Regions from separate parts of the Homo sapiens genome. Here region 1 is linked to region 2. The links are chromatin loops, found by intact Hi-C in ENCODE. Cell type or tissue: Calu3. All regions are shown on one strand. Each heading gives the region's core, and the rest is flanking DNA. Links, peaks and the distances in the headings are about the cores only.

Region 1 (12,036 bases), core at 2,458-10,457, 65 kb after region 2:
GTTCTGACATCCAGTCTTCCCTTTCTGTCAATTCTTCATTAAAATGCTCTTCTTAGTCTGTGCACTAACCCTATTCTAGACCTTCATCTCACAGTCAGCACCAGGCTTCCATCTTCTCTTCCCGCTCCACTCACCCTCATACTCCAATGCCTTTCTTCAAATGAGCACCAGAGTGATTTTCTTAGAAGACCACTTTGAACATTTCAGTATCTTGCTTAGAGGCTTTTAAAGCCTCCCTCTTGCCTGCAAGGTAAGGTTCAGACTTCCTAACCTGACAGTCATGACCTGTTTCAATCTGGTCCTATCTAGACTTAACTCCTTGTCCTTCCTATATGATGAACCCTCTGCTCTGGCTGGCTGGTCTCCTTCATCCTCCAAATAGCTCCATCACTTTTCAGCTGCTTCTCCTCCTTGACGGACACTTTCCTTTTTTTCAGGCTTAGACCCAGCTCCTCCTGCTCCACCCAGCTTCTATAACTCTAGACCACTGCTATCTTTTAAACTCAAGCTGTTTCTTACATCCAGGTCAAGTATTTGGGCAGTTAACCCCAGTTTGCTTTAGGACAGTTTTGTTTTCACATATGTATTTATGTTTGTCTCGGCATTTAAGGTTATTATTTTCCTAATGTATGTTACATAGATATTAGTTCCTGCAGCTGCCCAAAACAAAAAAGTTAATTGTGTTTGAATAATTTTAGAATTATTTGGGGTATGCTTTAGGAAAGACTGCATACCATACCCCTCTCTAGAAGGTTCACATTGTGTGTGAGCATAGTAAAAGATCTGAAAAGTGCTGTGCCAATTAAAACAGCTTGATTATTTTCTGATTCTTAATTACCAAGAAAATCTTTTTGTCTTATAATAATATTAATATTCCTCAGATTTTAGTGCTCCTCAGAGGAGTCTTTGGAAAGCATGGAATTAAATTAGAAACTCCTTACCCATCATTTTAATCCTACCATGGTGGCTAGCCCAGTGACTTAGTACTTAGAAGGTGCTCAGGGAATATTTGGGGATTTGGTGAATAATCACGAATGTTTTAGTCAATTACTGAGCTAAACTCTTCTAAGAGTTTCTTTCTGTGCAGTCTTTAGAATGCTGTAAAACAAATAAATAACCTTGCTTCCATTTCTTATTAAATTTATTGGCACTAGACTGTGAAACTAATGGAATTTCTGGGTCTTCTATATGCTTCTGTGTCTGCTTGAGAAAGATAATCTGTGCTTGTACACAGTGGGAACATAAAAACTTCACAGAATTTTCCACTCCCAGCACACCAGACCCAGGGTTGGCTTCTTGTCATTTAAATGCCTGCCTTGTCATTTTATTTGACTCAGAGAAATCATTCAGAGAGAAGCTCAGGAACCGTCTGGACTCCCTGAAAAGGAACTGACTCAGAACTTTTCTACAGATGAATTATATTTCTAGGTCTCATTGTTTTTCACATTTGTGGGTTTGGATGTGCTTTTACCAGCATGTTGGATAGAAAAAGTAATGGCGGTTTGAATCCGAATCTGAGATAGCAAAAGAAAAATAACTGCAATTAGTTCAACAGCTAAAATTTTGGTAGACTTACTAGTAACTCAAAAGGTTGACCTCAGAATTCAAAAGTAAGAGTAAAAATTTGAACCTAAACTTTGACCTTGGAATTCAAAAATGAAAGGAGATTTTAGAGAGGCTTGACAATAAGTTAGTGATTTTTTAAAATGTTAGTATAACTTTTTTTCTTAAAAATTTTAATGGGTTGGGAAGCTGCGGCAGGTGGATCACCTGAGGTCAGAGGTTTGAGATCAGCATGGCCAACTTGGTGAAACCCCGTCTCTGCTAAAAATACAAAAATTAGCTGGGCGTGGTGGCAAGTGCCTGTAATTGCAGCTACTCAGGAGGCTGAAGCAGGAGAATCACTTGAACCCGGGAGGCAGAGGTTGCAGTGAGCCAAGATCACGCCACTCCACTACAGCCTGGGTGACAGAGCAAGACTTCATCTCAAAAGAAAAAAAATTCATGGATTAATGTAAATATAGATATAAAAATAAATTATATACATTATATTATGCATATTACCACATTATACAATACATAATGTATTATCTATGTATTATTGTGTATATATATATATGGAAGAGTATAGAGCAAAACCTTTCCTTCCCAAGTCTGTCTCCCACCACTCAGCCCTCCCCAGAGGCATCCCTTTCTAAAAGATGCTTTTAAGCCTTCTAGAGATACACTGTGCATATCTAAGTATATGTTTATGCAATACCAAATGGCGTTATACAATTTACACTTCTTAACCTTGCTCTTAATATATATATATAGGAGAGGCGTTCTTTTCAGTAGGTATGGAGCTGCTTCTTTTTTTATTGCTTCAGTGGATGCCATTGTTTGGGTCTATTATCATTTATTTTATTTCCATATTAATGGACATTTAGATTATTTCAAATCATCTGCTATTATAAATGATGCTATAATGAATATTCTTATATACACATGTGTGTATATATATGTCCTTTCACAAGTGTGAATAAGGGTAGGTAATGAATTCTTAGATTTAGAAATGTCTAGGTCAAGGCATATATGTATTTTTTATTTTAATGGATCCTGCCAATTTGCACTCCTTAGCAGTCGTGCCAACTTAAAATTTCACCACCAATGTATGACAGTGCCAAGTTCCCAACACCTTTGCCTACACAGTGTATTATATATATGAAGTTCTTGTTAACTTTTCCTATATTATAGGTGAAAAACATTGTTTATAAATTGGATTTCTCACATGCTAAGTGAAGTCAAGCATTTTTATAGGTAGAAACCTATAATATTTCCTCTTCTGAGAATTATGCATATTCTTTGTTCATGTTCCTTTGGATGTTGTCTCATTGTTGATTCATGGGAACTCTTTATATACAGTCTGTGATACAGGTTGAAATAATTGACTTTAATTTCCAGTGCTAGTTCCTGAAAAAGACATTAGGCTATGATCTTTTCCAAAGTGACTCTCTCCTCAACCCTGACTTCTTAAAGATATACAATAGAAATGACTTCAGGGAAGATCAGTTTGCTTCCTTCTAGCTCGGCTTCATAAAAATTTTCCCAACAAAGCAAAACTAAACTTACATATCAGTACGTTCTGTATTATCTTTCCAAACTTAGCCAGTGGATTTAATGGGAATTGCTTTTCTGGGAAATGGTATCCTCCCATGACTTGTTTACATTCTAGCACAAGTAGGCTGCATACCCACCATGGCTGGTAGGATTTATTCAAATAACCTACCATTCCTTCTAGACCAGAGGTTACAAATTGGCCACCCAAGGGCCAAATGCAGCCACATATGTTTTATTTGGCCAGCCTGCTGTTTAGAAAAAAAACGAATTTGTTGCCCACATTAAAGAACAGTGGATGATTTTACAGGAATATCTAGATTTCTGACTTCTCTTGAAAAATCACAAGATCAGGAACATTGCATTTCCACATGACAACAGTTGGCTGGAGCTTGTGGGAATCTGCCCCGTTCATAAACCATGCACTTCCATACATTTTTTTAAGTTTTTTAGAAATAAAAATAGAGACGAGGTCTCACTGTATTATCCAGCTGATCTCAAACTCCTGAGCTCAAGCGATCCTCCCACCTCAGCCTCCCAAAGCATTAGGATTACAAGCATGAGCCTCTGCCACCTGGCCTCCATGTTTTGTTTTGTGGTTTTTGTTTTTGTTTTTGTTTTTTTGACACAGAGTCTCACTCTGTCACCCAGGCCAGAATACAATAGTGTGATCTTGGCTCACTGGAACCTCCACCTCCTGGGTTCAAGCGATTCTTCTGCCTCAGCCTCCTGAGTAGCTGGGATTACAGGCGCCTGCCACCATGCCTGACTAATTTTTGTATTTTTAGTAGAGATGGGTTTTCACCATGTTGTCCAGGCTGGTCTCAAACTCCTGACCTCAGGTGATCTGCCTGCTCGGCTTCCCAAAATGCTGGGAACAGGCCTGAGCCATGGTGCCCAGTCTGTTTTATGGGTTTGTTTGTTTGTTTGTTTTTTGAGACAGGCTCTCACTCTGTCACCCAGGCTGGAGTGCAGTGGCATGAACACAGCTCACTGCCACCTTGACCTCCCAGGCTCTGTTGATCCTCCCACTTCAGCCTCCCAAATAGCTGGGACCACAGACATGTGCCATCACACCTGGCTAGTTTTTGTATTTTTTGGTAGAGACAGAGTTTCACCATATTGCCCAGGCTAGTCTCAAACTCCTGGGCTCAAATGATCCTCCCGCCTTGGCCTCCCAAATTGCTGAGATCACCTCCATGTTCTTAAAGCAAGTCTGCTTTATTTATTTGTCACCTGCTGCTGGCTCCTGGAGATCTTTGCCTTTGGGAACCTCTAAGCCTTTGCTTCCAGAATTTTCCTCTGTCTCTCCCCTTCAATTACAAGAAGAAAGAAAAATCCTCCCAGGTGTCACATCTCTTTCAGACTCAGGTCTTTTCCACTTCTCTACCCCAGGCTCCTGCCCTTTCTTCTTTGAAAAGCTCGTTTCCTGCATCCCAGAGTGTTTACTTGCACTTTGTCCCATGTCCTCACACTTCCCTTTCAGCATTTTCCTTAGCAATTCAGCCTATACTTTCCAAAATAATTTGGGATGAGAAAAGTCTGCTCCACTAGGGCATGAATTTTAACACAGTTAAACAGACTCTAACAAAGTTTTGAGAAAGATGAATGAAACTTAGTTTTGAAGCTCCTTTTGGGCACTAATGAATGCTTTAACATGAAAATGTTTTCTAGGATGGAGTATATCGACCCAGGATTGGTTTGCTCCTCTTCGTCCCAATTGCCTCTCTCTTAGTTCAAGTTCTGGTCAGCTTCCACCCGAACTATGACCTCAGCCTCATAATGAATCTCCATGTTGCCAGTCTCTATTCTTCAGTTCTATTTGTGACATAATTTTTTAAAGCTTGAACATGAATCTTATCTTATCAACCCCCATTTCTCTTAACAACCTTTGATGATTCCCTGTTACCTAGAGGAGATGCCTCATACCAACAAGACTCACAAAGTCTTTTAGAATCGGGCCCTAGGACCTTATTTTCGACCCATTTGTAAACCTGGTGGCCCAACTACATCAGACTCTTCTCTATTCTCTGAGACCACCAAGAACATGATGTCCACATGCTGCTGCAAATGGTGCTCCCTTTAATTGAAATGCTGTATTTCTGCTCTTTTATCTAGCATGTCCTTATTTTTCCTTCAAAATCCAAGGCAATGTCATGTCCTCTGTGGAATCTTCCATCTTCTCCTACTTGGTTCCTCCCTCATCTGTATTTCTGTAATACTTCTCATAATTATTTAAGATGTTTTTCTCCCTCATTAGACTGTAAGCTCTTGGAGGGCATGAAGCTTATTTATCTTACAAGGATCAGTCACAGTGTCTGATATATAGTGAGTGTTCACTAAATGCTTAGTGACTGAAAGAAGAAGCCATTAACACCTTAACTCAGGGGTCCCCAACCCCCAGGCCACAGACCAGTACTGGTCCGTGACCTGTTAGGAACTGGGCCACACAGCAGGAGGTGAGTGGCAGGTGAGCTTCATCTGTATTTACAGCCACTCCTCATTGCTCGCACCACCTGAGCTTCACCTCCTGTCAGATCAGAGGTAGCATTAGATTCTTATAGGAGCACAAACCCTATTGTCAACTGTGTATGAGAGGGATTTAGGTTGCACACTACCTTGTGAGAATCTAATGCCTGATGACCTGTCACTGTCTTCCATCACCCCCAGATGGGACCGCTGAGTTGCAGGAAAACAAGCTCAGGGCTCCCACTGATTCTACGTTATGGTGAGTTGTATAATTATTTCATTATATATTATAATGTAATAATAATAGAAACAAAGTGCACAATAAATGTAATGTGCTTGAATCATCCCGAAACCATCCCCCACCCGTGAAAATTGTCTTTCATGAAACTGGTCTCTGGTGACAGAAAGGTTGGGAACTGCTGCCTTAACCCCTATGACTAGGCAGTTAGTCATTTGGTAGCTTCTAGAAAGTACGTTGTCCTCTTTTTTCAGTGAGCAGTATCTTCCTAACTGTAAACCTGATCAAGCCACTAATTTCAATTGTTTTCCACTGACCCCGATGTAAAGACATAGTCTTACATAGTTCCTCATCATGGTGTACATCATCCTTCATGATCTGTTCCTTTACCTACCATTCCAGCTTCAGTTGTTGTCATCCTCCAACTTTTCTCCAACTATACTGAAACATTTCAATGCCCTGAAGCAAACCCTACTCTCTAAGTCTGAGCCTTAGCATTTGCTCCTTGCTCTGCCTAGAAGGTCTTTCCTGCCTTTTCCTTCTCCTCCATGGCTGTACATGCAGGACAGACAGATTGAAGGAGGCCTCTCTGAGTTCTTTTGCCTTGGACTGGACTAGGCTAAGTGCTCTTCATGTCCTCCCATGGCACTTATCATGCTGTGATCTCTGTCTCTGCTGTAGTCCCAGCTCTACCCCCACTCTAAGCTCCTCTGGGACAAAAATTGTCTTTTTCACCTTTTTACCAATGATGGGTGCATAGGCTATGGCATAAACTAGATGTTCAATAAATGTCTGATGAGTAAAACATCATGATAAAGTGAAAGAAATCTGATATATACAATTTACGCAACTATGTGAATGCTTAACTCTCTCATTTGCCATTTGAAGAGATTCTTTTAAAATTAATATATGCAATAGTCAGCATAGTCAAGAAATAGAAATCCTGCTAGGTATTTCAAACAGAGGGGATTTAATACAGGGAATTTTTTCACAGATGTTGGAAGGCTGGAAGAGCAAAACAGGAAGTTGAAGCAACTGGTTATTAATACTTGTTGGAAGAAGTTATTTCCCCCAGGGCTGAGGTAAAGCAGCTACCACCCTGAGGACACTAGACAAAAAGTGAGATTACCAGAACCTAGTTGCTCAGAAGGAGAAAGGGAAAGAAATTCAACCATATTAAAGACACACATGATTGTAGGATACATCCCAATGCCAAAAATGTTAAAATGTAAAGGAAAAAAAAGACATGGTATTAACTGATAGACTGTCAAGAATATGAAAGAAATCCAGGCTGGCTAGGGGAATCTAGTACGTTTAGTCATATGAAATTGTGAATATTTTTCCATTTTGGCCTATATAAATGAGTTTCATATGTTTCAACCTAATATTTGGGGAGGCAAGAGGCTAACTGTAGAGTACCCTTGTCCTGGGCTTCTATCTCTCCGAGGTCCATTGTCCTGAGCTGTCCCTTCTCTTCATAGCTTCACCCACTCTCCTTCTGAAATTCATGGTAATAAGTTTATATGTGCTCAGGGGCTGGAGGACTTGAGGGCAGTGCAAAAACAACCATTTGAAAACATTAGTAATTTTAAAGTCAGATATTCTTAAGAAGGGGTTACATAAGTACAAAAAAGAACAAGTAGCATTTTATTGAATGTTTACAATCCTCCTCTGCCAAGTGTTTATCACATTATCATATTCATTTTATTCCCCAACAAACTCAGCTATGCAATAAGAGCTGACTCTTTTACGGTGCTTAATATGTAACAGTCATCATTTTAAGCCTGTTGACTTAAACTTGACTCATGCACTTGCTTCTCTTTATAAGCCTGTAAGGTAGGTGTTAGTTTGAATCATTTGAAATCACTGACATTCGACTGTTTTTGACCTACAAAATAGCAGTTTAAAGTAGTTCAATTTAATACAATCATTTTTGAAGAAATGACTACAGAAGAAGAAATTGAGGCATATGGCGGTTAAATAACTTTCCCAAGGTCGCGCAGCTGGTAAGTGGAGGAGCCAGGATTCAAACATAGGCAGTCTGTGCTCTAAACTATTACACCCTACTGCCTGTCCATGGGTACCATTTTATCCTCATTCACAAATGAGTGGAAACTGAGGCTTTGGACAGTTAAGTTACCTTGGCCAGAGCCCCAGAGCTGGGAAATGGTATAGCTGGCCTTCTGGGTCTAACTCCAGAGCCTCCGCTCTGCCCATGTATTATTCCACAGCCATGAATTCCCTGCAAGGAGTGCCTGGAATGGAAAGGGGGTGAATTCTCCTGGCTAATTACTCGGATATATTCATCATCCTGGTTGAGTAGATATTTGCAAAGCTATTTTATTAGATATAACTGAAAATATTGCCTCATAGATTCCCCCAACCCCACCCCAGAAAGATAACAGATATAATGCAAATAATGACATTGCAAATTACCACTGGGGTTGTCTAGACCCTTCTTCCAAAGGCCACCATCAATACATTCTGGATTCCTTTTTGGGAACTGACTTCCAAGCAACGTGCTCACATGTTGAAGATTCTCAGCATGGAAAGATTCCCCTTTCTTCTACTTCCTTTTTTATAAATCCTGGATTTATTAAGCACATCCTGTGTGACAGGCCTTGTGTTAATTGATGAGGATTCAGCAGCAAATAAAATGGACACGGCCTGCTTTCACTGTGTTTTCAGCCTATCAGGGAGGAAAGACATTATAGGAATATTAACAATAATATGTTTTGATGGAGTAATACAGGGAGCTCCGGGATCATAGAGCTGGGAGATTTAATTCAGTCTGGGGCAGTGGTACCCAAAGTGTGGCCTGCAGACCAGCACTATTGAGAATACCTTGGAGGCTGTTTAAATGCAAATTCTTGGGCCCCATCCCAGACCTACTAAATCACAATTTGGTGAAGGGGACAGAGATGGGAAGAGGGAATTTATAGTTGAAAAAGCTCTCCAGGTGATTCTCATGCATACTGAAGTGTGAGAAGCCCTGCCACCCGGGTCTGCATGGTCTAAATAGGGAAGTAACATTTACTCAGTCTGGAAGGGTGAGTAGGTCAGATGCAGGAAGGTGAGAGAAGGCTGTTCTAGCCTGAAGGGAAAGTCTGTGCCAAGATCAGGAAGTCCAAGAAAACCAGATCCATGGGAGGAGCTGGTGGTATGTGGGGAACACAGGGGTTAGAGATGAGGAGCCATAGAAGGAAAAAAGAGAAACAGAAGGTGGGAGAATGGGATCCTATGAGCTCTCATAAAAAATAAGGTGAGGAAGGAATAGTAAGATGAAGTGTAAGTGACCAAACTTACACTAATCTTATAATAACCCAGCTGTAAAAGCAACATCATAATTTAGAGAGAGTCAACATCTCTGAGGCTACTCTTAAGAGAATTAAGGACTCCATGAACATTTGCTGTTGAGCTGTGTGTGGGAAGAACTGCCAATCAGTCCTCACTCCCTTTCCCTTTCCCACAGAAGCAGACACTCTGAACCTAAATTAAACCAGTTTGAGTTAAATGAGTTCTTCCTGGTCTTTCTAGGGAGCATTTGTTAATGGGTTGCCCCAGGTGGAACCAGAGGGCTTAGTTGTCTTGCCAGGGAGAAAACAGGTGTCTCTCAATGTGAATTCAGACCACACTCTCCCTGAGACAGTCCATGTGCCTAATTTAGCAGGTCCGTGACTAAAAGGGCTGCTATGCCTGCAGCTTGAAATTAAATGGAATTGTGGCCCAAAGGAGCCACATCTATCCATGGTGATGGTATTAAAAAACAAAACAAAACAAAAAGATTTGGGTGGCAATGGGCATTTCTGATCACCCAGCAGCGCTATTTCAGACTGAAAGCAAACTTGAGGCCTTGCATGGGGAAGAAGGATGAATCCAAAGAATAAGACTTCTCCATGTAGGTAAGAATGGGGAGTCCAGGTGCTGTGGCTTTCGCCTGTAATCCCAGCACTTTGGGAGGCCAAGGTAGGAGAATGAGGAGTTCGAATTCAGCCTGGGCAGCATAGCGAGACCTTGGCTCTACGAAAAAATTAAAAAATTAGCTCAGCATGGTGGCAAGTACCTGTAGTCCCAGCTATGTGGGAGGCTGAGGCAGGAGCATTGCTTTAGCCTGGGAGAGCAAGGCTGCAGTGAGCTATAATTGTGTCACTCCACTCCAGCCTGGGCAACAGAGTGAGAGCCTGTCTTGAAAAAAAAAAAAAAAAGAAAAGAAAAAGAAAGAAAGAAAAAGAAAAGAAAAAAAAAGGGTGGGGAGGTGGACAAAAATTTAGACAATACTTAAGGTGATTGGGGAGGGGGCTCAAAGTAAACCAAGTCAGGAGTGGGAGAGAACCAGGGAGAGGAACTCACTGAGGAGAGGAGTCTAAGTTTTCAGGTACCCATACTGTGAAAACTCAAGAAAGTTAAAAGTAAGTGAGACCTCTAGCCTTACGGAATGGCATGGTCAATGTCAGAAGAGAATTGGAATGAAGGTGGGGGTCCTTACCTATAATTCCCTCTGACATTGACTTACTGTTCTGTGCTTTCATGTGTCCATGTCTACAAAGCCTAGTGTGGAGAGTGAAAAGGCAGAAAAATGGAGCACTGCCCACCTGTATCCTTATTTGATACAGAGGAGAAGTTGCACATCTTTGCGTGTCTGCACCCAGTGGATTCTGAGTGACCAACCAGTACCTTTGGAAAATAGATCCCTGGCAGATGTGGTAGAAGGAGTATTCCCGGAGGGTAAACTCTGGCTAAAAGTGTAAAACCAAACCCTTTTCTTACCCCATAGTTTGGACAAAATGCCCTCTGAAAGACAATAGGGGAGGCTGGACATTGGGGTAACAACTGATTGCCTTGCTGTTGCCTTGCCTCTCTAAGGAGAGGACACTTGGCACTCCAGGCCTTTGCAGATGCACATCTGAAAGTACAGAACACATGATCCCAGAGATCTGGGGCTTGCATAGCCACCTCCTCCTCAGTGGTCATTGACTATCCAGTTGGTCAGCACTCCTCACTGAGCTCTCAATATACCCAGAGCAGGAGGGCATCTAGACTCTGTGAAGATACAAAAGATAAAAAACAAGAAGACTTAGCTTCTTGGAGGAACCTGTGCACAGGGCCTAGTGGTTTGTGGGTGTTTTGTTTTTAATCAGTGACTTTTCCAGTGACAGTTTCCTTGATATATTTCAGAATCTGCTCATTTTGTACTGTTCTTCCCATCCCCCACAAGGAAGGAACAGATTCTTTACCCCCAAGTAGGGTTGCCAGATAAAATCCTGGACATACCATTAAATTTGAATTTTGAATAAATATCAAATAATTTTTTCATATAAGCGCGTCCCAAATATTGCAGAAAAATCAAATTACAGAGTGTCCTGTATTTTCATTTGTTAAACCCTACTCCCAAGGGATGCCTGTTTCTATTCTTGTGAGTGGTTCATTTTGGTTCTTTCTCTTAGGTTGAGATTAACTGGTGATCACTGGTTTTATTACATATGAAAACTTTCGGCACGGTCTTTACCGAAATGGAGGAAAAAAAGTGATTCTTTCTTAAGTTCTTTGGTTAGACTATTCAATAGGCACATTTTTTGTTCTTATCTAATATGGCAGTCTAGTAAGAAAATTGAGGAAAAATGCAGGATTACTAGCTCCCCATGAACCCCTTTCCTCCCTCTGCCCAAGTCTTAACTATACAGCATCACGATGTAAATGGAGGTAGACAAGGAGAGCACAGATGACACCAAAGCAATGCAATCTGAAACTATCAAAAGTTCCACTTCTCACACCACAAACTCCTTTGTTGGTTAGTTGTGAGTGGGTATTTATAGAACTAGCACTGTACTTTCATTTTGAGACAGCAGCTTGCTTTTAGCCTGAGCAATAATTAGATAAATTATTCCCTTCACTTCAGATTATTAGTGACTAAAACTCTGCCTAGAGATTTTTGAAACTTTGATCAGCATAAACTGGAAAAACAGTCACTTAAATGCTGCAAGTGATTTTCCATCTTGTAGGAGGTAGAGATATCAATAATCCTGCCAGGGTAGAGTCTCTCTTTATCAGACCCACCAGCCAGGTATCTTTTCACAAATGTAAAGCAAGTACCTACCCATTGCTTCTTGCTGGAAAAACAAAAAGAGGAAAGTATCAAGTTACCATCAAATGGGATGTTGTTCAGACTAGAAGCTCATTGTTCTGTTTGGAAATACAAACTGTGTGTTTGCTAGAGTCAGAGCTGCTTCTCTGCA
Region 2 (12,036 bases), core at 1,416-9,415:
TTATATGTGGTAGGCAAGATGACTGCATGCTTTTCCATCCTAGAGCTTAAGTAAAATCTTACACTGTATGAACTCTGTTTTCTTTGCTTTACTCTGTTTGTCTGCCTTTATAATAATGCCACACTGTTTTCATTAAACTTATCAATAAGTTATGATATCTGGTACTGTGAGTCCTCCAACTTGCTGTGTTGTTTTTATTTTCTGTTAAGTAGCTAATGGATTACATCTTAGTTCAAGTGATAGATACATACATGCATGCATACACACACCCATACAAACATAAATGTATCCTGAGTCCCTACTCACATGATTGTTATCATGGTTCTGTGAATTAATGTAGTTAGGATATTTTGCATAAACTTGATCTACACTGATTTTCTTACCTCATGTCCTTACCCCTAATCAAAATAACCTATGGCCAAAGACAGAACAGAGACTCTTTCTCCCCAGAGTTGTGGGCTTCTGAAGAGTTGGAAGAACAGAATACCAGATGGGACAGGAGAACTCTCCTGATTGTGAAAAAGAATCAGCCTCCTAGAAATTTACCATGAGAGGTACAATCTAAAGAGGAGTCAGAATTTTAAAACTCACCCAAGAGTGTGGTCGTTGCCATTATCTCTGCTGCTTTGGTGTAATGAAATTATTTACAGTCAGAACACCTGGGCTTAAATCTCAAGCTGTTCCACTTACTATGTGACCTTGGGTAAATCATCTGACCTCACTCAGTCTTGTTATCTGTAAATGGAGATATTATTTTCTTGGCATATATCATAGAATCATTTTAGTATAATTAAGAGGAACAAGAAAGAAGACAGACCATGGCTGTGGATGGAATGTGCGTGATGTCGGTGAGATTCAGAACTATAGTCAAAATAGCTAGTAGTTAAAGGACAGGACACTCAACAGGAAACCAAGGAGCAAGATTGGCCACAAAATTGGGTCTGCATGGCAAGGGTTAGAAGGAGGTTTATCCTGGCAGGGCATGGTGGCTCACACTTGTAATCCCAGCACTTTGGGAGGCCGTGGTGGGTGGATCACCTGAGGTCACGAGTTTGAGACCAGCCTGGCCAAAATGGTGAAACCCTGTCTCTACTAAAAATACAAAAAATTAGCCGGGTGTGTGCCTGTTATCCCAGTTACTCAGGAGGCTGAGGCAGGAGAATCGCTTGAACCCGGGAGGTGGAGGTTGCAGTGAGTGGAGATTGAGCCATTGCACTCCAGCTTGGGCAACAAGAGCAAAACTCTGTCTCAAAACAACAAAATAATAAAAACAAAAAAGGAGGTTTAGCCCATGATTATGTGGTGGGAAGCAGGGTGCAAAGGAACAATAGACCACACATCTGTGCCACAAAGAATGATATGTTAATGGGGAAGAGACCATGATACAAAAGAAAGAGACAAAGTCCTGGGTAAGATGAGGAGGAGAACGATGGATATTTTTTCATATGAACCAGGAGGCAGGAAGCAGCAGTTAGGGGCAGATGTAGCAGGTTGGTAGAATTGCTCATATGCAGATCAGAGAGTTCCTGCCCAATGTTTGCTATCTTCTTCAATGTCTTAGGAGATAAAGTCACCAGGGAAATGTAGGGGTAGGACAGTATTGAGAAATGAGGAAAGATGTAGTGATTAACTTTTTTTTTTGTATAATCCAAGGGCAAGCTTTTATCATTTTTAAGTGGTAAAGCATAGAAGGTGTCTCAAGCCCCTCTTTCTTGACCTTCCATCTCCCTAATTTTATTTGCATTCTCCTCAGCTTGTTCTATACTCTTCCATACTATTCAGCATCTCTGTTCAGCATTCTCTTCTATCAGTTGATTCCACTCCTTCTCATAGCCCTCCACCCTTCTGTTACTTTCTGGGTCCTGCAAATTTCTGCCTCAATTTTTGGTAGGATTTGTTTTTAGGTTCTTAGACAATATACCTTGGGAATTAATTAAATTTTATGATTTTATTTTATCTCTTTTGTTGGCTTATTAGTTATAACTCTTTGTTTTGTTAGTTTAGTGATTTCTTTAGGGTTTACAAAATTTATCTTTAACTTAATCACAGTCTACATTCAAATGACACTATAATGCTACTTAATGCACACTTAATGAATGGTATAAGAACCTTACAACGATATGCTTCCAATTGTCTCCTCCCAGACTTTATGATATGGTTATACATTTTATACACTTCTAAACACACATGTATGTTATAAATCCCATACTACGTTGTTATGCTTTTTGTTTAAATTGTTATATTTTATAGAGATTTAAATAATAAGAAAAAATCTTACATATTTACCCATGTAGTTACCATTTCTGAAGCTCTTTATTCTTTTGTATACATCCGTATTTCCATGTTGTATAATTTTCCTTAACATTTCTTATAGTGTGGATATGCTGATGATAAATTCTTTTAGCTTTTTTGTTTGTAAAAAAGTGTTTATTTAGCCCTTGTTTTTGAAAAATAAATTTTCTCTCTGAGTATAGAATTCTAGTTTTAATTTTTTTTCAGTAATTTAAAGTGTTTCTTCACTAGATTCTCATTTGTATTTTTTCTGATGAAAAATTTGCTGGTATCCTTTGCTTTGTTCCTCTGATTTTCTCTGTATCATTGAATTTTGAGCAATTTGATTATTATAACCCTATAGCACTTGTTGTTTTTACATTTCTTGTGCTTGGGGTCTATTGACCTTTTTGGATCTGTGGGTTCATAGTTTTTAGCAAATTTGGAAATATTGGCTATTATTTCTTCAAATATTTTTCTGTCTCTTTCCTCCTTCAGGGACTCCAATTATATTAAACTGTTTGAAGTGACCCACAGTTCACTGATGCTCTGCTGATTTCAAAAATTCTCTTTTCACTGGATGTTTCATTTTGAGTAGTTTCTATTGCTCTGTCTTCAAATTCACTGATCTTTTTTTCTGCAATGTCTGATCTGCCATTAATTCCATCCAAAGTATTTTTCATCTCACACATTGTAGCTTTCATCTTTAGAAGCTTAATTGAGAGTCTTTAAAAAATCTTCTAAGTTTCTACTTAATTTTTGATCATAAAGAATGTAGTTATAATAGCTGTGTTAATGTCCTTGTCTGCTAATTCTAATATCCCTTTGAACTCTGGATTAATTTTAATTGATTAGTTTTTATCCTTCTTATGACTTATGTTTTCCTGTTTCTTTGAATGCTTGGTAATGTTTGACTGGGTGCCAGACACTGTGAATTTTACTTTGTTGAGTGATGGATATTTTTGTATTCCTGTGAATATTCTTGAGCTGTTTTTTGGGGTACAGCTAAGTTATTTGGAAATACTCTGACCCTTTTGAGTCTTGCTTTTAAAACTTGTTAAGCAGGACTGGAGCAGTGCACAGTGGAGGTCTAACTTTTCCCCACTACTGAAGTAAATTTCTTTTGTGTACTTTATCCAATGCTTACGAATCATGAGGTTTTTTTCAGTCTGGCTAGCTGGAACAGGTACTATTCTGAGCTGTATGTAATTGCTGGACACTATTACCTCTAATCCTTTCAGGTGATTCCTTCCCCAGCCTCACGTGGTTTCTTCACATGTTTGCACTGATCATTATTCAGCTGAATACTCGAAGGGGACTCTCTTGAGATGTTCAGTGTGCTCTCTGCATGCTGGTCTCTCCTCCCCAGTATTCTGTCCTACAAATTCTAGCTGCCTTGGTCTCTCAGACTCTCAGCCCCATCTTTCAATTTAGGGAGCCCACCATACTCTGCCTGTGTTTTCCCTCCCTGAATTGCAACCTGAAATCTCTCAAGTCAGACAATCATGGTGCTCATCTTGTTTGCTTCTCAGTTCTCAGGGATCCTTTACTGCCTGCTGTTTGGTGTTCGTTATTTCATATATTGTGTCCATATTTTTGTTTTGTTTTTATGTAGGAGAGTAAATCTGATCTCTGTTATTCCATCTTGGCTAGAATCAGAAGTGCAGATCTAATTTTAAAAGATTTCCAAGGGGCAGTTATCATGGCGTATAAATGGCTAAGAACTGTCTCAGATAAAGATTTGAAGGAGCTCTTAGCAGCATTTGTTGGGAGAGGCAACTAATGGTTATTCCAAACCCTTCTCCTAAAGAACTTTGTTTTCCCATATAAGCCATCTCTCTTTTGTGTTTGTTCTGAGCTGGGCTTGGATGAAAGTGATGCCCCAGCTGAGTTGCTGCTTTATTTATAAATGGCAAATTACTGCAGATTTATAGAAATGCACTCTATGAACCACCTTGGGGATTTAAAGGGAATGATAAGATCCAAAGACCATCAGCTGACTTCAATCAGCAAAGCTCTGAGCCATCTCTGGTGTATTGAACTATAAGAGTTGGAAATCCGTAGGCTTCTGAGCCAAAATGAGATTCACATTCAATGTAAATAAGAAATAGTCTGTGATTCTGCAGTTTTGTTTCCTGACCCAGCATGTCCTGCAAAAATAGAAATGTCAGTGCCTGGCAGTGGTGGTGCATGCCATCTGAGATTGCGACCTGAAAGACCAGGAAGGCGCTGGCTTTACAGCCAGCTGGCAGGCTGCCATTGCCAATGGGAAAATCATTCCTGTGTGATAAGACAGCGACAAATGCTTTCCCTGTGGCTGCGATTAAAGCGGGCTCTGCATTATGACAACAGTGCTTCAAGCTTTGCATAGCAGTCATTTTTGCTAAATATTCATACGCTTATTTATACTCTCCCAGGCCTTGCCTGAAATCAGGGAGTTTAGAATTTCAGGCACAAACTATTTCCCTTTTTGGGAAGAAAGATTAGTGGACACAGGCATGGAGGAGTTGAGAAAGGGGTGGGAAAAGGGAAAGACGATTTTGTAATCAGTCTTTAGAACCGTGTATTTCTCTGGATGCTTAGTAGAAGGGAGTTACTAATTGTGTAGGGTGTGTATCCGTGTAAGCTTCAATCCTGGGGGGCCGTATTTGTCCTAACCCAGCGACACTTAAATGTGTGTTGAATAAATAAATGAATAATCTACAAAAATGGTACGATGTCCTCTGGGGCAGAGACTAAAGGTTGTGTTTGTAACCATAGAATCTACTCAGGGTTCCCGGCTCATGGAATAAACTCAAATACATGTTTTTGGATTAGTTAATGGGTGAGAAAAGGAAGGGAGGAAAAGTAGGAGGGAGGGAAGAAGGGGGAGACGGTGAAAGGAAGAGAGGAAGGAAGAGTTTGAGAACAGACAGTTGGGCTGGCTACTTCACTTCTCCGGACCAGTGCACTTGGGTGCCAAGAAGCAGCTTTGTTTGCCTTCTCTAGCTGTTTGTTACACCTGACTTAGGGCCATAAAATCTCAGGCCTTTTTAGTGAGCCTTTTCACAGTTTGTTAGCCCTTTGTAATTTACAAAGCATCTCAGAGGTTTCCAGGAGGCACTGGCCACTAGAAAAATTCTTGTCTTTATTAACCCTAGCTCCTCTTGTACACCTCCCCCAACTAGGAAAGATGTGCATGTCTGTCATTCAGGGAGACAGAGGGGAGAAAGGGAGAGAAGGGACAGAGGGGAGGAGTAAAGGGGGAAGGAGAGAGGGATGGAAGGGGATAGAGGGAGGGAGGAAGAGAATGAAAGAGAGATGCTGGAACACAGCTGGAAGACAGCTCTCCCATGAGTCCTCCGGAAGCCCACCTGTCAGCACTTTTTTGTCTTCCACATGCCCTTCTGCATTCACGTGGAATTTTGTTCCTGCTTATGTCCATTTAAGAGCTTATGGGCTTAAGGCTTCAAGTGTTGAAATAAATACTGAGAATTTATGGCACCTTGGGCAAGACTATGGAGGAGGAATATGGACATTTCATCCTCCTTTAAGTTGCCCCCAGTGAAAGCAGTGGACAAAATTTTCTCCAGGTTCCTCCTATGTGTAACAAATTAGAAACTAGTCTGAGAATCCAGACCACTGGTCCCTGTCTCATGTGTGCCTCCAACCAGCTGTGTAAATGTGGGCAAGTCTATTCTCTCTGGGTCCTGGTTTGCTCATGTGGGTAAAGGACTGGTGGTACTGTAGGATCTCTAGAGTCTTTCTTGGCTACAGCTCATCTGCAATTCTAAGGAAGGCCCTAAAGACCCCCATCCTCTTGTGATGCTTATACCCAGGAGTTCACTGTTCCCAAGGAGCTTTAGATGAAGGACACTGAGTAATCACTGTCCCCAAGCTACCCCTATTTGATTTTGTCAAGCTCAGTACTGTGGTAGAGAGAAAGATAACCTGGTAGACATTAGAGGCACCCAGATATAGAGCCATAGTCATTTGAAAGCATGAGGTTGCCTCCTGCCTTGCCTTCCCTGTCCTCCTCACTGGAGACACAAATGCCTTCACTCTGCAGCTCAGCCTTAGATAGTCCCTGGGCCAAGGCAGGGATTACCCTGGTATAGATACAAAACCTGGTGTGACTCTTGGGTAAAACAACAACGATGATGATGTATTTGATTGACTCTATACCCACAAACTTTGGAGTGCCAGAAATACCATACTTCTGTGTTTATTTAAAAGTAAATTCTATCTCAGTGTTTCCATCCTTCCAGGCAAATGGGAAATCCATCCTACTTAGTATTGAGGCTCCACACTGATAGCTATTGGATTAAATGTTCCTGGATTTTCCAATGGTAGAGCATTAGCATGCACCCTTTGTTAACTGATTGGCTGGTTATTGCTAAGCCTTTCTTTGTTCCAGTTCAAATTCTCCCCTCGCATCTGGCATCTCTGCCCCCACCACCTCCAAACATGGTATTGTACGATGAGGCTTGGAGCTTCCCTGGGGCACAATGCAGTAGTTCCCCCTATGACATACTATTCGTGGGACTCTGCCAGAGAGTGGAGAGAGGGTCCCTTCTGTTTATGGGTTCTGAAATAATCCCTTCTCTTTCCTCTTGTCCAAAGTTCATTTCTTATTCTCTCTTCCTCTCCCAGGAACATCTTTTCAATAAATTTAGGTATTAAAGTCTAGGGGAGACTTCAAGCAGTTTGTGATTTAGGCCTTCAGAAGAAGACCTTAGATACAAGAAAATAGCATGAGTTTTAGTTAGGGTATTAGGCCGAGTAACTGTGTCAAGAAACACAAACGTAAGATGACTCAAAAAGCAGCCAGTCACTGAGCCAGTGAGGCATCTCTTGCTCCATGTGGTCCTGCAGGGACACAGGGCTCCTTCCACCTTCTAGTTCTGCCATGTCCCCATCTTCATGGCCAAAGCTTTGTCACCTTTATGTCTGTGGCACAGCCTGCAGAAAGGGCAAACTTGTCTTTAACAAGATGATCTAGAAGCTGTTGTGTCACTTTTATTCTTGAATCATTGACTGAACTAGTTCACAAGGCCACACCTAGCTCAAAAGAAATACAGTATTGGAGGAAATTCTAGTACTAAGGAGGACCTATTGGGGGACAATTAGGGCAATCTTTTTTTTTAAATTTTATTATTATTATACTTTAAGTTTTAGGGTACATGTGCACAACGTGCAGGTTTGTTACATATGTATACATGTGCCATGTTGGTGTGCTGCACCCATTAACTCATCATTTAGCATTAGGTATATCTCCTAATGCTATCCCTCCCCCCTCCCCCCACCCCACAACAGGCCCCGGTGTGTGATATTCCCCTTCCTGTGTCCATGTGTTCTCATTGTTCAATTCCCACCTATGAGTAAGAACATGCGGTGTTTGGTTTTTGGTCCTTGTGATGGTTTGCTGAGAATGATGGTTTCCAGCTTCATCCATGTCCCTACAAAGGACATGAACTCATCCTTTTTTATGGCTGCATAGTATTCCATGGTGTATATGTGCCACATTTTCTTAATGCAGTCTATCATTGATGGACATTTGGGTTAGTTCCAAGTCTTTGCTATTGTGAATAGTGCCACAATAAACATACGTGTGCATGTGTCTTTATAGCAGCATGATTTATAATCCTTTGGGTATATACCCAGAAATGGGATGGCTGGGTCAAATGGTATTTCTTGTACTAGATCCCTGAGGAATCGCCACACTGACTTCCACAATGGTTGAACTAGTTTACAGTCCCACCAACAGTGTAAAAGTGTTCCTATTTCACCACATCCTCTCCAGCACCTGTTGTTTCCTGACTTTTTAATGATGGCCCTTCTAACTGGTGTGAGATGGTATCTCATTGTGGTTTTGATTTGCATTTCTCTGGTGGCCAGTGATGATGAGCATTTTTTCATGTGTCTGTTGGTTGCATAAATGTCTTCTTTTGAGAAGTGTCTGTTCATATCCTTCGCCCACTTTTTGATGGGGTTGTTTGTTTTTTTCTTGTAAATTTGTTTGAGTTCAATTAGGGCAATCTTAAAAGATAAGGGGAAGTATAAGGAAAAGAAATTATAAGTTAACATTTTAACAAATTTTTCTATTATTTGCATCAACAGCATTATCATTCCCCTCCCATTATTGAGAGCCAGTTTTGTGCATGTCTCTGTGTCAGATTTACTTGCATTATCTCTAGTCCTTTACAATAATTCTGCAAGGAAATTATAGCCCTCGTGTTATTTTGGGGACTCTGTGGTAGCTTTTTATTGTGTACATTTAGAGAAGCAAAATTACATCTTTATATGATTTGGGATTAGGTTTGGCCACAAGAGAAATTTGGATGAGATTTGGAAGACAGAAGTGAAGCAGCCATTTCCACACCAGGCTTGGTGGCAGCTTGCACACATTGTCACTGATCTGCTGGCTCCCTTGTGGGCACGGGCAGCATCCAGGCTCCCAGCTCCTCCATCTCCCACTGGATTTTCTCCTTCAGTTTCTCTGAAGCCCGAGCCAGGCATGTGTGCAGCACCATGGCTAAGGGCATTGGCTTCTCCCACAGGTCACTCATGCTGCCAAGGTTGGAGGTGTTTTGTCCTTGTGTATTCCAGTTTGTCCTCATGAGTTCCATTTGTCTGCATGGGTTCTAGTTTGTCCTTACTCTCCCCCATTTCCTGTGCAGCTTTCCTTCCTGCCAGCCTGGCTGATCTATAGTGGCTTAGGTCCAACGTCAGAAGCAGAGGCAACAGCCTTACATAGACTTCACACATCCCACTATTGTGTAAGATCTAAATCCTATAATAAATCCCTTATCCTACAGCACTCATAGTAGACTGCTTCTCTGATCATATCCTGACTGATAGAGACATTTTTGTTGCAAGTAATAAGAAACCACCTTCACATAGCCTAAGCCTAGAAAGGGTAATTATTTTAAGGATGTGGGAGTATCTCATGGAATCCAAGTGTGGAAAGGCAATTCGGTCACAGGGAGGGGAAGTTCTTCCATATTAAAACAACAACACAAAAACACTTCCTTTATCCCATATTCCATTCTCTAGTCTCTACCCCATTTATGAGCTCCCCTTCAAATGCAAAAATGGTCACACCCTTCTGCATTCCCTCACTTCCAGGACTCCTGAAACCCTCTGAAACCGAGTTCTAGCCAATAATGCCACCAAACTAGATTGTCAAGAGCAACGTATGTCTTCACACTCTCAATGTACCTGAACCTCAGCACTGCTGATGACTTGCTGTCTGGCTGGACACTGTGACTCACCACCCAGATCCCCCTTAGGTGAGGGGCTGTTGCCTCAGCGACTGAGGATAAGGAGGGCTGTGCACCTGTTTAGGGATGACCCCAGCCGCAGACATCCCCTCAGCCATCCCCTCCTCTCAGGCAGCCTACATCCAATATAACTGCGTGTGGGAGGGTAAAGGTCTGGCCACCCCAGCTAATCTCTGAACAGCCATTCTAGCTCCAGACAACCTGTAGGTGGGCCAAGGTGCCTTTAGTTCTGCATCGCAGCTCAACTTCTCTTTCTACCCACGCCTGTCTTCTTCCCTTCCTTTCCATGATGTTGAACCCAAAGACACCCCTGAATAAGGATCCTGGGACACCAAACTTGTCTCAGAGTCTGCTTCCTGAGGAAGCCAGCCCGGACAACCTTCCTCTTCCAGTGCTCCTCTTTTGGTGTCTGTGACTCCACTTTCTTTTGGTCCTTCTCCCGCTTCTCTGTCCTGTCCATATCTGTTTCTTTGCAGGCTTTCACTCTTCTCTCTGCCTTTTCTAAATGGGAGTTTCTCATTTCCCTACCCAGGCAAATTTATCTGCTCTTATGTTTTCAAATGGCATCTCTATGTTGATGACCCCTCGACTTACGTATTTAGCTAAGACTTCTCTTTAGGGTTCTGGTCTCTTATGTCCGATATCCAATTTCCTCCCTGACAACTGCACTTTGCTAACTTATAAGCATCTCAAAATTGATGTTTCTAAAACTAGACAATGTTCTTTCTTCTGAAGTTTGTTTCTCCCCCTAGAATTGTCCAATTCAGTCAACTGTATCCATCCCATGGTTCAGTCAGACACCTGGCTCCATCTATGGTCCTCCCTGTCTTTCATCCCCTACGTATCATTCAGCATGTACTGTCACTCATGTCTAGCCACAGCCATGCAGCTGGTACAAAGGGTCTGGGATTTCTTTAGGTTTCCTTCTTCCTGACTCCACTATAAGAACAGTATGGGAAGATCTGTCTGGAGGCAGGCAGATGTTGAACAATTAGTCATGCATACATCTTAGGTCAACTCCCAAAGTGCCCTTTGTGGGCTGCTTAGTTTCTCACAAAGGCACAGAGAGATGCAACAGGTCTGAGGATCCTGAATTCATTCTTATCATTTTGATAAAGCTATATTCTTTATTCTAGGGCATTGTCCAGGAATTGTTGCCATTAATCACTTTTATTAACTGAATATATCCCTATATGTGTGCACTTTGTATTGATATAAATAGCGTACATTCCTGTTGATGGGGGCAGGTGTTGCTTTGCTTTGTCCACAGTTCTTAGTCCATGGCAATCAAGAATAGGTAAGTATTACAGATTTGCAACAAGAAAGCAAGAAAACAAAGTAGAGTGCAAACCTTTTCTATAAAGAACATAGTCAATCAAATATTTACTGAATATCCACTTCATACCAGGTACCCTGCTAAGTGCTGTGAAAGGGCTCACTGATAAATAAGGCATGGATCCTGTGATTCCACAAAGCACAATATGTGAACAGTTTAATAATAAGGAGGAATTTAGTATTATGACTTTGTTTATACAAAGTAATACAGAGAAATTGTATATTGGAATTGTTTCTAAACAATGCTTTGCAAACAATTATAAGAGTAAGGACTGAGAAGTATTAAAAGATCCTTCAATTGTTTTGGGTCCAGTGGAGTATGTATCTAGGCCTCATCAGCACCTCGTCAGCACCTCAGCTATTCATTTCCACAGTAACTGAAAAGTCTAAGGGAGTAATACCATTAATACTTATCAGGGGAATTAGAATAATAATAGCATATGCTGAGGCTAACTATGTTTCGGGCACAGGCAATGCACTTTGCTCATATTATATCATTTAAATCTCACAACAACCCTATAAAGGAGCAACTATTCCAGAGGCTCAGAGAGCATAGACAGTCTCACATCCTGTAAGTGGTAAGAGCTGGGACTTGAACCCAGGTCTCAGCTTCTAACCAGTAAGTGAGATACCAAAGTCAGGATAGGAACTTTCCTCATCCCTTAGTAGCTCCTTCTGAGAAGAAAGAATGAAGAAAGACAGTGGAATTATATGGAGGAACAGGTTGGCTGGAGACAGAGGAAGCAGCATAAATTCTCTCAGGTACATTCCTCCAACAAACTTAAGGGGAGAAAGAAGACTTTGTAGGTGGGTGTTTACACACAGATTGCTAGAAAGTCAACTTCTCATTTGAAAACACTCCTGGATATAGGGCTGGAGTGTGTCCTAGAATGTGGATAAAGAAAGAAACATGGAGGTTGTTATTCCCGAACCTTGTAGGGAGAATGTGTATAAGGGTGGTCTAATTTTTAAAGATGAGCTCACAAATTCGAGAAATAATCCAGAAAACTGAACTTTAGTTAGAAAAAAAATGAGCAAAACTCTTCCATAGGGGACTCCATTATTCGTCTAGCAGAAAGTCTTAGGAATCCCTGGAACACTGGGGACTTGCACCAGCATGGAGACCTAACTGTTAAATTATCTGGAACTTCCCAAACAGACTGACATC

What was found. A loop is a pair of places that touch in the nucleus more often than their neighbours do. Peaks named below come from ENCODE experiments on the same cell type or tissue, not always from the same donor. Only the 100,000 strongest peaks of a DNase experiment are listed, where the experiment ranks them.
Region 1: a loop joins it to region 2, with 3 times the contacts of the local background. A loop is called at or near these places in 18 of 110 quality-filtered maps.

What each region holds. Positions count from the first base shown.
Region 1 is chr10:91,006,702-91,018,737 of GRCh38, reverse strand. All of the region lies in intron 1 of LOC124902479 (a long non-coding RNA gene), which reads left to right. Among named protein-coding and RNA genes, the nearest start is that of LINC00502, 33 kb to the left of the region's middle. In Calu3, for the core only: no CTCF peak of the experiment used is centred there; no DNase peak of the experiment used is centred there.
Region 2 is chr10:91,070,402-91,082,437 of GRCh38, reverse strand. No RefSeq gene overlaps it. Among named protein-coding and RNA genes, the nearest start is that of LINC00502, 31 kb to the right of the region's middle. In Calu3, for the core only: no CTCF peak of the experiment used is centred there; a DNase peak (open chromatin) is centred at 4,527.